2 separate regions of the Homo sapiens genome follow, and region 2 is linked to region 1. The links are chromatin contacts, found by Hi-C or POLR2A ChIA-PET in ENCODE. All regions are on one chromosome and are shown on one strand. The core of a region is the stretch at or near the end of the contact, and the rest is flanking DNA. Distances in the headings are between cores, read along the strand shown.

Region 1 (6,513 bases), core at 1,875-4,374:
ACATGCTCTCCTCTCCCCTGTTCTCCATCTTCTTGTGGCAGCTTCCTACTCGTGGCTTACAGCTCATCTCCCAAGTCCCCGTCATTGCATTTGTAAGGCTCGTGGTCCAGAAATGAATGTTCCCTGAGGGCTGAGCCTTACCCTGTTCGTCATTCCTCTAGCCTCAGCACCAGCCTGTGCCTGCACTGAATGGGCATTCATACATGGTCGGTTTTTTTTTTTTTGGTTTTTTTTTTTTTTTTTTTGAGACAGAGTCTTGCCCTGTTGCCCATGCTGGAGTGCAGTGGCTCGTTCTTGGCTCACTACACCCTCCGTCTCTTGGGTTCAAGCAATTCTCGTGCCTCAGCCTCCTGAGTAGCTGGGATTACAGGCGCCCGCCACCACGCCCAGTTAATTTTTGTATTTTTAGTAGAGGCGGGGCTTCACCATGTTGGCCAGGCTGTTCTTGAACTCCTGACCTCAGGTGATCTGCCCGCCTCGGCCTCCCAAAGTGCTAGGATTACAGGCATGAGCTACTGCGCCCAGCCCAATACATGTTTTGTTGAATGCATGAGTGAATGAATGAACGTTGGCTCCCAAATCTTATACTCAAGGACTGGTTCATGTCTTCCTTCTTCTCTCCTACATTAGGTAGTCATAACTAGGAGGGTGCATTGATTTCTTAGGGTGGCTGTACCAAACAAACATGTATTGTCTCACAGTTCTGTCGGCTCAGAAGTCTGAAATCAAGGGGTCCACAGGGCCATGCTCCCTCTGAACCCTCTAGGGGAGGATCCTCCCTGCCTTTTCCATCTTCCAACAGCCGTTGGTTTGTGGCTGTGTACTCCAATCTCGGCCTCTGTCCATGGCTTCTTCTCCCTGTGTGTCTCCATGTCTTCTCATGGCATTTTCTTCTCTGCGTCTCTTCACAGAGACACAGAATGGTGTCCCTTGTAAGGACACCATTCACATTGGATAAGGGCCCACCCTAATGACCTTGTCTTACATCTGTAAAGACCGTGTTTCCAAATAAGGTCATATCCATAAGTTGGGGGTGGGGGATATTAGCGCTTCAACGTATTTTTCTGGGAAACATAATTCAACTCGTGACAGAAGTGATCCACGGAATTTAGGCAAACTAAGCTGGGGGGTGGAGAAGAAGACATGAAGGGCAGACGTGTAGGGAACGTGTGATGATTCACATTTGCAAGCATCAAAAGACTTTTAGGGACATCAGCCTTAAAGGTTTCTGCTGAAGTAGTTTCTATTTTTCCTTGACCCTTTTTCAGGCTGTAAACACTCCATTTCCAGACACTCCACAAAGCATTTCATCTCCCTGAATTTGGGCTACTGAAGAGTAAGTTAACAGTCACTTCTATCTGCCAGGGACTGTGATAAGTCCTGACTTGCTTTCTCTTGTTTAATGTTGACAACCCCCTTGGGAGGAAGGACCTATTTTTCACTGAATTTTACATGAGAAACTGAGGTTCAGACAGGCTCACAACTTCTATGTGGCCGAACTGGGATTTATAACCAGTTCTCACTTCAGAAAAACTCCCAGGAGACCCACAGGTACCTTACATCAATTCTGTGTGACTTAAGAGGGCAGAACTGTGATGCATGAGTAGAAGTTATAAGGAGAGTTGCCTCTCCTTATAAAGTTTAGGACAATTTTCTAATGTCTAGACCTCAGATTCTCCAATACTTAGAATTAATAGTTTTTCCTGATGTGGCTCTGTTTGCCACTAGAGATTTTCAGGCAGTGGCTCCTAGTTTGGATTCTCAATGCCTTTCCCAACTTGACCCTACTCTTGAGGGAGACTTTGAACTCTCTGGCATATTCTCTCTGATAGGTGCTATCTGCACATAAATGTGTTTTTCTGAGAAGAGGTTCCTTAGCTTTTCTGAGCCCTAGGAGATAGAAAACCAGGACCCTAGCAGCTCCCTGATCAGGACCGAGGTTAGGAGCACTGCAGCCTAGGGCAGGAAGAAGGATTTGCTCTCTGGGCTGCTATTTTCTCTGCCCAGCTCCTGATACTTTAGTGGTGGAGGTTTTGCCCAGCTGCTGGACTTGTGGCTGAGCCTGTCTTCTTCAACTCCGCTTCTCCGTGTGGCAGTACTGCCCAGGCCCACATCTCCTCCGTGCAGCATACTGGCCGCTGTCCGTGCACGCCGACCTTTGGCCGCCAACAGGAAGGTGATGGAAACCAGCCTTGCCCCGCCCCCGCCTCCAGAGCTTTGAAATAAACTTTAGCTGTTCATCCCGAAGAAACTGTACTTCCCAGTGACGCTGCTCCCATGCCTCAACCTGCCCCTGCTGGAGAGCTGTTTCACTTTGTGGGGAGTCACTGATTGTGCGGGACCTGGCAATATGGTCTTCTTCTTTCCTCTTAGAGGCTCTATTCTAAATATGTCTTCCTTCCGGACCGTAGATGCAGGTGTATCTAGAGGGCAGTTGGCTCGCCCAAAATAGCACCGAAGTCCAGGAGGCAGGAAAGAAACTCTGGCATTAAATGAGCTCACACCCTCTCCAGACTCCCACAGTCATTGTCCCCTCTGACCCTCGCAACGCCCAACTGCTAGAGGAGGCTTTGCGCCTCACATACGACCTTCCCCGTCTTCAGAAATGAAGACACTGAGAGAGGTCAGGGGACTTTCTCGCCAAGGTCCAGCAGCTAAGATGTAAAGGAGTAGGGAGAGTCAGGATTTGTACCCAGGACTTCAAGGCCATCTCCTTCACTGAAGCTCTCCAAGAAGACGAGTTTGGAGGCTGAGGACCTGAGCTCCTCTTCTCTCGCTTTCACTCACCCACTGCAGGACTGCAGGCTCCAGGGAGGCAGGCGCCAAGGCCGCCCTCCGCGGGACCCGGTACAAGGCAGGCGCCCCGGGATGGCAGACTGGGCCAGGACCGAAGCCGAATCCTTCTTTTGCCTGCGGCATGGCTAAATGTGGACCTCGCTCGCTACGGTGCGAACGTGTTGGGTCAAGCTCTAAGCCCAGAAGTGGGGCTCGGCTGGGTCTGAGGCTCCCCGCTCTGGACAGCTTAGAAGCCCGGCGGGGGCGGGCGCAGCCTTAGAGACCTCAGGCGCCGGCCTCGCTGGAGCCGCGCCGCCGCTTCACATTGCGCACGCGCGGGGCTGGCGCGGGCTCCGCCCCCCGGGTAGGGACCTACAGCGGGCGCGGCGCCGGCGGTCTGCGGCCGGCGGTGTAGACGCCCCTTCGCCGGGACCTGGCACCCGAATCCGGCCTGCCGGGTAAGTAGCTGAGCGGGAGGGCGAGGGCCCCCGGATCCGCGTGTACGTGACCGAAGCGCCAGCTGCGGCCGGGTCGTGGGGGCGCGCGGGGCGGGGGCCTGACGGGGCCAGGCCGGGGCGGGTCGAGCGGCCGCGGCCCCGCGTGCCCGCGCTGAGGGCTGGCGTCGTGGCAAGTGGCACCGGGTAGGCCGAACGCGGGCTCCGGCTGGTGGGCGTGGGGCACCGGCTGGGGTGGGGGCCCGGGCCGCGGCTTGGCGCGCGTTGAGCAGGTACGCGGGCCTGGCCTAGGGTCGGGGTCCGGCCCGGCGCCCCCAGCTCGCCTTTGTGCGCCGCGACCCCGCGGACTCGGCCGACGCGCCGGGGCGACCGAGGCGGGGGTGGCAGCGTCCCGCGGGGCCGTTCGTGTGGCGCCGCTGGCCCGGCCTGCGCTCCCCGCCCCCAGCGTTATGAAGGATGCCTCCTCCGAGGGCTCCTACCGTCCGCGCCGAGCAGGAAGTGTCGTCAGGAGGCCATTTTTAAAGCCTCCTGCGGGCCTCGGAGCTGAGCGTTGACGGTTTTGGTTTTCTTCGGTTGGAAGAACCCCGGCCTTCCCTCGCGGCGAGCGGGACGCGCCTGGGAGACGACGATGCGCCCGATGCACCTGGCCTCGTCCTCCGAGCGCCCAGGCTCAGGCGCGCTCGCCTCGGATGCTGCCTGCCATCGGGGGAGCGTGCCGACAATAAACTCGAAAACCAGCCTGGCATTGTCTTTCCTTGAGAGGGTCAGGGGTGGGCTCGTCCATCGAGGTCCTGCGCATCTTTTACGGGGGGCGAGGACATAGGAGGTTGAGAAGAGATGGTGAAGGTTTGAATTGTTCCAAATGCTGATGTCATTGTGGGACCTCCCCATACCGGCCTGCCCGTCTTATCTTGGTGTCTTTGGGGTTTGGGGCTCTGTAAAGCCAAGAAATTGCAGGGTTCAAAAGAATGAAAGTTTCTTAACCAGAAAGGAAAAGCCAAAAGAGCGAACGGGAGAAAACACTTAAGTCTTTATAAGTTGGGTAGTTAATGTATCCCGTTACAATACCTCTGACTTTAAAAATTGTAATAATGAACGATTTATCAACGTAACATTAAAAAAAAAAACTACAGAGCATTATGTCCTATTTAAAAGTACAAATCTACGTAGCTAAACTCTAATGTTGTGTTAGACTCTTTAAACCATCTTAAGTTTAGACTTGAAATCACCAAGAATTAAGACAAACCTGGGTCTCTAGAAGCTTGCAGTACTCTTCTACAGTAGAGCAGAGACTGAGGATGGGAATACATCTCTTTTCTCTCTCTTGAGTCACATATGCAAAGTTCAGCCCAGCATATGATGTCAGTACACAGCCAAGGGTTCAGAAAATATTGTTTTAGAAACCAATGTTATATACTGTTGTCTCTTTGAGTAGAATACAAATAGTTCTTTTTTAAAATTGTGTGATATTGATATCTTTAACTAGGATGCAATTTTTAAAAGTTACTTTCATCTTGGATCAAATTTAGCCTTCAAAAATAACACTTTTTTGCGTAGACAGTTTGCTATGCTGATAACATTCATTGCAAATGCAATTTGAAAAGAGCAGACAAAGGATGGCATTCCTTTATTTATTGGGACTCCTTTCTGATGTATTATACCCGATCTGAAGATCTTAAAAATGCAAAATGGCAATTAAAAAAATCCATTTAGATCTCTAGAGATTTATTTGCCTTTAAGTAAGGGCATCGGGGCCAGTTTTTGTGCAAAAGGAAGAACAAAGAACATTTTATTTTTGTCTCTGTGAAGCCTGCTCTTTCATTCATTCATTCACTCATTCTTTCAACCAGTACGAACCTTATTGAGTGCCTTCCTTGGCCAAACCCTTCGCTATTGATCATGATAAACAAGATCCTTACCAGGGAGGGTTTCCCCAATCATGATTGTTCTCAAACTGCCTGCTGTCTACTGCATTTTCTTTGTTATGCAAACTCAGCTAACTGCAATTTCCAGGATTCATCCTTGGAGTGAAAGCAGCTACAGATCAGCCAGTCTAAACATTGTCATCATAGGGTGAGGGTGGGGAGGCATCAAAATCAACTAGGGAGAATTTTAAACCATATGCCTGAGCCCCACCCTAGGAAATGGTAACCTGATCTGCTAGGTTGCATGTGAGTCCTGGGAATCCTTTTTAAGTTCCGTGGGTGACTTTGCCATACACCCCTGCTTGAGAACCACTTCTGGGGCTCATTCCCCTTATCTTCAACACTCTGAGAAACCAAGGCTGTGCCGGTCCAGGACTTAAACCCAAGTGTTTGGCTTCTGTTGCAGGCCTCTTTGTGCAGCGCCTTGCTGACGCCCAGGGTTCTGATGTAGAAGCCTACACCAGGGCCTGAGGTTGTGAAACTCATGGCAGTCCACGCCTGAGAAGAGAAGGCCTGAAAGAGAAGGAAGAGCCCATGGGACTTGCCACGGTTTTGACTTACATCTGCAACTCCAAGGCTACAGGCAGGAAGTAAGAACAGTGCTCAAGTGGCAGCAGATACTGACTATGGCTTCATTTCACAGCTTCACACAGCAGGGTAGCAGAAAACAAAGAATGTAAGATTGGACCCAGTTGCAGCTGTTCACCAACTCTGTGATCTTCAAAAAGCCATATAGCTTCTCCAGACCTGTTAATCAGGGAAGAAGCAGATAACTGAAGGCTGGCTTTGAGAAGTTTCGAGGTAACATAGGAACCTGCTCATGCAGGCACTCTTTCCATCTGACTTGGGCCAAGGTGCTCCGTGATTGACAAGCAGCCAGCCTCTGGGAGAGCACTCTGATCAGATCATTGATAGAACATTCACTACTCTACTTATCATACCCATTTACTTATCTCCATCTTCTGTTAGACTCCTTAAAAACAGCAGCCCACAGCAGGTGTGGGGATAAAACAGTCCTGGGCAGTGCTCATTGTACTCACACTATGCCAGGCACTGTGCCAGGAACATTCAAATTTCTAAGAATCTACAAAGTAGATACCTCATTATACATCTTACAGAGAGCATCATTGGTGTTTCCAAGGTCACAGGGCTAGGCAAGGGTGGAACCCTGAGTCTGCTTGTCTGTTTGCCCCATGACAGCCCAGGGGTGGTGGCCTCACCCCACCTCCAGGCACCCACAAGAATATAAAATCTTGTACAAGGATGTCGATATTACTATTGCCATTCCCAAGTGCACCTGCACCTGTAGTATCAGGTGGTTTGCAGCCTTGGCTGCATAGCTGCATATGAGAATCACC
Region 2 (6,819 bases), core at 2,175-4,674, 5.2 Mb before region 1:
AGACATCATCCTGTATGTGCCTGTCTTAGTCTGTTTTCTATTGCTTATAACAGAATACCTGAAACTGGGTAATTTATAAAGAAAAAGAATTTATTTCTTACAGTGTGGGGCTGAGAAGTCTATGGTCAAGGGGCTGCATCTGATGAGGGCCTTTTTTCTGGTGGCGACTCTGCAGAGTCCCAAGGCAGTGCAGGACATCACATGGCGAGGGACTCAGCATGCTGGCACAGGTCTTTCTTCCTCTTGTAAAGCCACCAGTCCCACTCCTATGATAACCCATGAATCCTTTAATCCATGAATGAATTAAGCCATTCATGAGGGCAGAACTTTCATGACCCAATCACCTCTTAAAGGCCCCACTTCTTAATACTGCCTTATTGGGGATTAAGTTTCAGCATGAGTTTTAGAAAGGACAAACATTCAAACCACAGCAATTCCTAAATCAGCCTGCTGCAGCAGTTGTTGATTGACTATTTTGATGGACAGTAAGGATCAACTCTGGTACTGAGTGAGGACTATGATTCCAACTGGGTCAAAACGTAAACATTCTTTCATTGCTTGTTTTCACAACTAATCCCCTATTAGGGAAAGTGCTGTGTCACATACTCAAACGGAGTGAAATGCCTTAGAATTGACCCTCCCTGGCCAATAACCCTTTCCAGGGTTCTCAAAATTAGGCTTGGAAACTACTATAGAAGAGGCCTATTGATAACAGAATAAGTTATATTTTTAGGTTGCCAGAGAGAGAATGAGAGTAGGTAAGAGAAACGACCAATTCTACCAGTTATTCTACAATGTGGGTTTTCACTGCTCTGTTCACATGCCTTATTCAGACTTCTTGTGGTGGTCAATTGCTAGATGGTCTGTTGGAATTATCTGCTGTCATACATCCAAAAAGGTCTCACAGAGAGGTAAAGTGACAACCTTGGTCTTAATAACCCTCCCAAATCTGCTGTAGTTGCAGTAACCTATGGTAATGATACTACACTGATCAATGACCTCTTTAGAGCTAAAGTTCAGTAAAGTCAGTCATTTATTTTGGATATATCAGGTGATTAATTGCTACATAATTCAGCATATGGAGCTAATGTTAATAGCTTTCCATGGGAAAAATTACTCACAGGGATTATTTTTAAAATCACTTTCTTTCATTTTGTCATCTAAAACAAATTCCTTGAAATGGCCAGTGTCCAAAGTGGCTGTTACTACTTTTCAGCTGATTATAGAGCTTCAAATCTGGGTTACAGTGAAACTGTGTGGATGGACTTTTTTTGTTGTTGTTGCCAAATACCTTTTTAATGTGTCTGGTTCTACAGATGGATACACTAGTGAACAGCACAGACACAAACAGTTGATTGGACAAGACAACATAGCATATTAAACATTAGTAAAAATGAGGAAATTACACAGTGCTATGAACTACCCTCATTCTTTTTTCCAACATATTTACTGAATACTCACTTTATGACAGACATCATTCTAAGTGCTGAGGATAAAACAAAGTGCATGTTCTCATGGAGCTCATTTCTCTATATAACTGGTTCACCTGAGGTCTGATTCTGCATTCCAAGATAGCTGGAGTGAAAGATTAGTATGAGGTAAAGAAATAGAGGGTAAATAAGAAAATGCTCTCTGGAGGTTATTAAAAAATATAGAGGCAAAGTCCTGGCAAAAGAACGAGAAACGGGGTGAAAGGGAGAAGGAGGAAGAGAGAAATTAATCTTTATCAAATATTTTATTATTATTCTATTTCTTAAGCCTTATTCCTGCTTCTTAAGACAGACTGTGAATAAGCCATCTCTGTATCCCAACTAATGCAATGACTCTGGGGGTACTGTCAGATCCAGATTTATATGACAGATTTTTGACTTACTAATTTGTGGGACCCTAGGCAACTACTAGAATGTCTTGAAGACTTAATTTCCTGCAGCACTACCTCATAGAGTTGCTTTAAAAAAGTATTACTAGCTTACAGACGGTACTGTTATAAGTGCTTCAAATATATAAATCCTCATAAAGATTCTGAGGTAGGTATTATTAGCTTCATTTCATGTCAGAGCAAACTGAGGCATAAAGAAGTCATATAGCTTGTTAACGGTTGTATAGCTAGTGTCTGGCAAAACCAGGAATCTTAACTTCCAGAGTCTGTGGTTTAACCACTGTTCACACTGTCTATAATAGCATATAGTAATATAAGATTAGAACTAAATAGGGTGCATTCCACTGCAAAGTTCTTTCTCACCTTCTTCTACTCCATTATTTGTTGACTATTTACTGATCCCCATGTTGTCTTGCAACTGTGATAGATAATAGAGAACAAGGGTGAACACAGCATATCTGGTTCTTGCCCTCCTGGAGGTTCTGGCCATTAAGCAAATAACAATTCCTCCCAAGGTTCTCAGGCTTCCCTGTTTTCTCCTATTTCTCTATCTGTCCAGCAGTACTCCAGCCAACCAATCTAAGACTGACCGGCGTGAGCAGAGAACAGAGTCTCCAGGAGGTCTGTGGCCAGGGCCAGGCGATTTATGGGAAAGAGGCAGACATTTTCCTGGGTTAGTGACCTTGTTTTCTCTCCGAACCTCCGCTTAAAATGGCGGGATTTGTACCAAGGTTCTTTCCCGCACCAACCTTCCATTATTCACCCTTCTCCCCACCCCCAAGGCCCGTCGGGCCTATCCCTGACCCGCGTTCCTGCACTTGAGGTGCATTTCCGCACCTGGATCCCCAGATACTGTTTTTCCCCCACGTTGAGTCTCCCGAATTTCACGAGAACTCTCTCTCGCGGTCTCTGCCCCGCCCCTCGCACCCAGGCCCCGCGCCCGCTGTGGGCTGCCGCCCGGGACCGAAGCTCTCAGAGCCCGCAGCTCTGGTTCACCAACCGCTGGGTGGGAGCCAGGCCCGGCCTTTGAGTGGCGGCCGGGGTGGTCTGCGCTCGGCCCCAGGAAAAATCTGGCACGGGCCAATCGCAGGGAGGCGAAGGGCAGCTCCGGAGGTCCTGGCCAGAAGCATTGGTCACCCAGGCCAAGCAGGCGTCGGGGCGTGGGCACAAGCAGAGCTCGCGGCCCTGACCGCGGCCATTGTGCTTGGCTGCCTCTCCTCAAGGCCGTGGTGGGCAGGGCAGCAACGGGAGAAGCGCCGAGAGCGCCACTGCAACGACTTTCCCCTACCCTCAGCTACTGTGCTTTCATGTAGTGAAAGAAACAGGGAAAAGGTTTGGGTTCCTTCTGCGGCTTATGAAGACGACAAAAAACGAAAAGAGTGGGGGCGGGAGGCAGAAGCCGCGAGCCTCTGCGCGCGCCCGGTCACGTGGGCCGCAGGGATCGCATGGCGGCGGCCTGCGCGCCCCCGCGTCCCCGCCGGCCAAGCCGACCGGGCGCGCGCGCCGACGGGGCGGGCGCATGCGCAAGGGGGCGCGCCGCCTCTGCCCCGCGGCGAGGGTGTCTATGGAGAGGCGGCGGCCGCGGCTGCTGAGGCGGAGGCTGAGGCAGTGGCGATGGCGCCCTTTCCTGAAGAAGTGGACGTCTTCACCGCCCCACACTGGCGGATGAAGCAGCTGGTGGGGCTCTACTGCGACAAGGTAACGGAGCGCTGAGCCTCCCGCTGTGGGCGGTGCGGGCGGCGATGGGGAGCGGGCTGGGTTCTTGGGGCGGCCTGGCCTGCGCCGCGCCCGCAGCCCCGTGCCGTCGCCGCGCGAGTAGCCGCCTGCGCAGCTGTCAGCGCCGCCCGCTCCCGCAGCCTGCCCGCCCGCTGCGAGGCCTTCGCAGAGCCGGCCTGGCCGCCGCCTCGGACGTGCTCTCGGGGCGGGCGGCGTCCCCTGCCGAGGGCCTGGCGGCTGAGGAGGGGCGCTACCGGCGTCACTGGCCGCCCTCGGGCCGGCCCCACCGCCGCGCTGGGACTCCCGCTGCTGCCTCTAAGGAGAGCGGCCCTACCTCCTCGAAGCCCTGGGTGCCCCGGCCGGCCACCTGCGGTGGACTCCCATCTGCACCGAGTAGTTGTTCCCGTCCCCCGTCACTCCCCCGGGCCTGTTCGGGGCTCTCCGTGCAGACACCCACCCATCCTCTGCACCTCTCGCTGGCTTCCTGGCTGGAACTGCAGCGTCTCCCAGCTACCCGGTTCCTTTTACCCCCGGCTTTCTTCACTGGTTTGATTTGGGAGAAAAGCCAAGTTTAGAACTGAAGAACCTTCACTCTTCATGTGTCGTTATCGTTTTCCTTGCAACTTTTATTGCCCTGAACACTTACTGGATGTAGATTTTGTTATAAGACAGCAATTCTCTCTTGGATTTCTTTATATGAGCTCGAATAAAGGGGGCCTCAGGAAAAGTTGGTTTAACTGTGAGAACCATTTTGGGCCCATAATTGGTGCAGCATAAGCTGAAGAGGCACTTTTGTGGAGATGGTTCAGGGCCCTTTGCTAGTGATTTTAAAACAATATTAACATTCCACGTATTTGTCAGTTTATGTTGGGGAAAGTCATGGATATCTGCAAACCTCAGGCAGTCCCGTTTCTTGTGGAAATGATCCAACTAAATAAAGCATTCAAATGACTACTGTTTAAGCATAGAAATCAACTTTTAGGAATTCTCAGAAATTGCATAGCATTATGCAGAACCATTGTCTACAGAAAAGAGGGGTGTTTCATAGCTCAGCCAGGCGATTGGAGGATGCCCAGGGTATTCACTGTTAGGCCACACTCAAGACCAGCAATTTAAAGCAGTGACGTTGAATTTCAAATCTTAGCACTCCATCTTCTCCCTCCCTCCATTCTGAAAATTTAGAAACACCCAGTTCACATGAGTTGGAAACACCAGGACTGTCTAGGACAATGGTTTGCAACCTTGGTTGCTTATTAGCCTTAAACTAAAAACTATTAGAAGTCCTGATGTCTAGGTCACTAAAATTAGGATTTCACCCAGACATCAGGTATAAATGATTAAAGCTCTCCATTTGAGTGCAGTATGCAGCTGAGGGTGAGAACCACTCATCTAGGAGAAGCATGAGGAATGGTTAAGCCATTAAGCAAGAGGGTATATCCCTGAATTTTTTACTTAGCAGTATTATAGTGTTTTTATCCTCTCTGGCTTTTGAATATCGTTCATTCAGACACCATTCTTTAATAGCAGGAAAGAAAAAAAAAATGGTCTCAAAAATCGAAAGTGGAAGTGAAGACTAACAGAATCCAAGGTTTTCTCTCCACTTTAGACTGTGGAGAGGTAGCCTAGGATCACCTGAAATTATATGGAAAATTTTGTGCGTGTGTCCATTTTCCTAGGGTGTTTGTAGCTTTCATCGATTTCCAGATGATTGTGACCTCCCAAAATAAAGAATCACAATTTAATTTACTTGCAGACTAAGGCTAAGCAGCCTTATTTTAAAATTTTCAAGAAGTTAGTCGCTCTTTTTCTGTCTCTTCCTGGTGGTTGAGAGTATTTGAACAAATTTTGAAAATGCAGTTGCTTTTTTACAAGATATCTGAGCCAAGAGTCTTTTCAGTAATGTTCCCACTTGCATAACTAGTTTAATAAAGCATTTTCAATTTGACATGGTGTAAGTCAAAATTATTACTAATTCTGAATTAATTAGATATAGTTAATGAGATTGTTGTATACGTTTATCACGAAGATTAAAAGTCCAATTTTCTGAACTGAAACTGAGGCGATTTAGGGAAAAAAAAATGCATAGGAATTTTACATCTGGATTTCTTCTTGATACTGATAGCCAATGGAAATCTCTCTTAGGATGTCCTTTGGGAGCTAGAGTGGAAAATAAGTATTTTGTAATGGTTCAGTAATCTTAAAGGAATTAAAGGAAGAGTACCTTGTTTGTTTTTATCCATTTATCATCTCACGTTTTGCCATCCTTTGGTTGTATAGACCAAGGATATCCAACCAAACAGTTTACAATAAAACTATATAAAATGAGAACTAGTTTTTATGCTCAGACTAAAAAGGTACAAAATAGTTATTTCACTGTACAAATTTGGGCTCTGAATGCCCAGTTATTATCAAGAAGTCAGTTACTATTTTCAATATTGAACTTCTCAAGTAGAATGTATTTTAGAAGCATCCATTTATTTACTAGCATCAAGTAAACCACTTATATGCTTAAGCCAGTTAGTATAATGTATTCCAAAGTTATGTTAGTCTACTTATTTTTTAGGTATAAAGGTGAATAGGATGAGAAAATAAATTTTCAAAAGCTGACAGATGTATGTCTTAGACCATTTTAAATATTGCTGTACAATACCCGATTTAATACTTTGCCCATGGATTTCTTTTTACATCTGTAAAAAGTTTTATGGAAAGGTTTTTCACCTTTGTTATCCAGACAACAGTGCTTTGAGTTATGTAAAGACAAGGTATTTCTGTTTTATAGCTGGGGACTTAGAGGCCTAGATTAGCTAGGCCAAGGTTACATAAGCAGCTAGTGGTAGATTCAGATGGAAACCCAAGTCATTGTTAGGATTCCTAGTTTAATTTTCTTTATATTAAATCATAGTAGTTTCTTACTTTTTTGGGAACAATCTGCTAAGAAATCTCCTGCTAATTCACTGACCTTTCAGACTGGGATGATGTTAGTAAATATTTATATTGAATGACATCCTTTTTCCATTTTACTTCAATTTCTCAGTCTTTTCTCCAGTTCTCCAAGGTTAACTCCATTAATTCTGTCAGTGAGCATTGGAGTTTCTACCGTCTACTCTGTAGTAGCTTGTACTACAGAAAGACGTTGGCAATGTGACATGTGGTCTCTAGTCTCAAAAAGTTTACAGTCCAGTATGTAATAACATCTATGCTAGGATGGAAATCCAAATAGGGTA

Evidence for each region. Hi-C counts contacts between places; a loop is a spot of excess contacts on that map. ChIA-PET counts read pairs that join two places held with the same protein, here RNA polymerase II (POLR2A). Pooled maps may share reads with other maps.
Region 2: a loop to region 1 is called in a map of CD8-positive, alpha-beta T cell, with 8 times the contacts of the local background. The contact joins the promoter of FBXL5 here to the promoter of ZNF518B in region 1. A Hi-C loop is called at or near these places in 3 of 168 maps with a recorded cell type or tissue (CD4-positive, alpha-beta memory T cell, CD8-positive, alpha-beta T cell and naive thymus-derived CD4-positive, alpha-beta T cell) and 6 of 50 pooled maps. POLR2A ChIA-PET finds 5 or more read pairs at or near these places in 2 of 52 experiments (activated naive CD4-positive, alpha-beta T cell and naive thymus-derived CD4-positive, alpha-beta T cell).

The regions. Positions count from the first base shown.
Region 1 is chr4:10,454,037-10,460,549 of GRCh38, reverse strand. It overlaps ZNF518B (zinc finger protein 518B), which reads left to right and starts at 3,124. Exons shown (of 3, transcript NM_053042.3): 1 at 3,124-3,233; 2 at 5,562-5,745. RefSeq lists a silencer at 3,009-3,648 and enhancers at 3,779-3,938, 3,201-4,016, 3,999-4,058.
Region 2 is chr4:15,651,962-15,658,780 of GRCh38, reverse strand. FBXL5 (F-box and leucine rich repeat protein 5) reads left to right here and starts at 3,424. Exons shown (of 11, transcript NM_012161.4): 1 at 3,424-3,577. The coding sequence starts at 3,494. It also overlaps a transcript of FAM200B not described here. RefSeq lists an enhancer at 2,900-3,019 and silencers at 3,320-3,429, 3,354-3,531, 3,670-3,739, 3,770-3,989.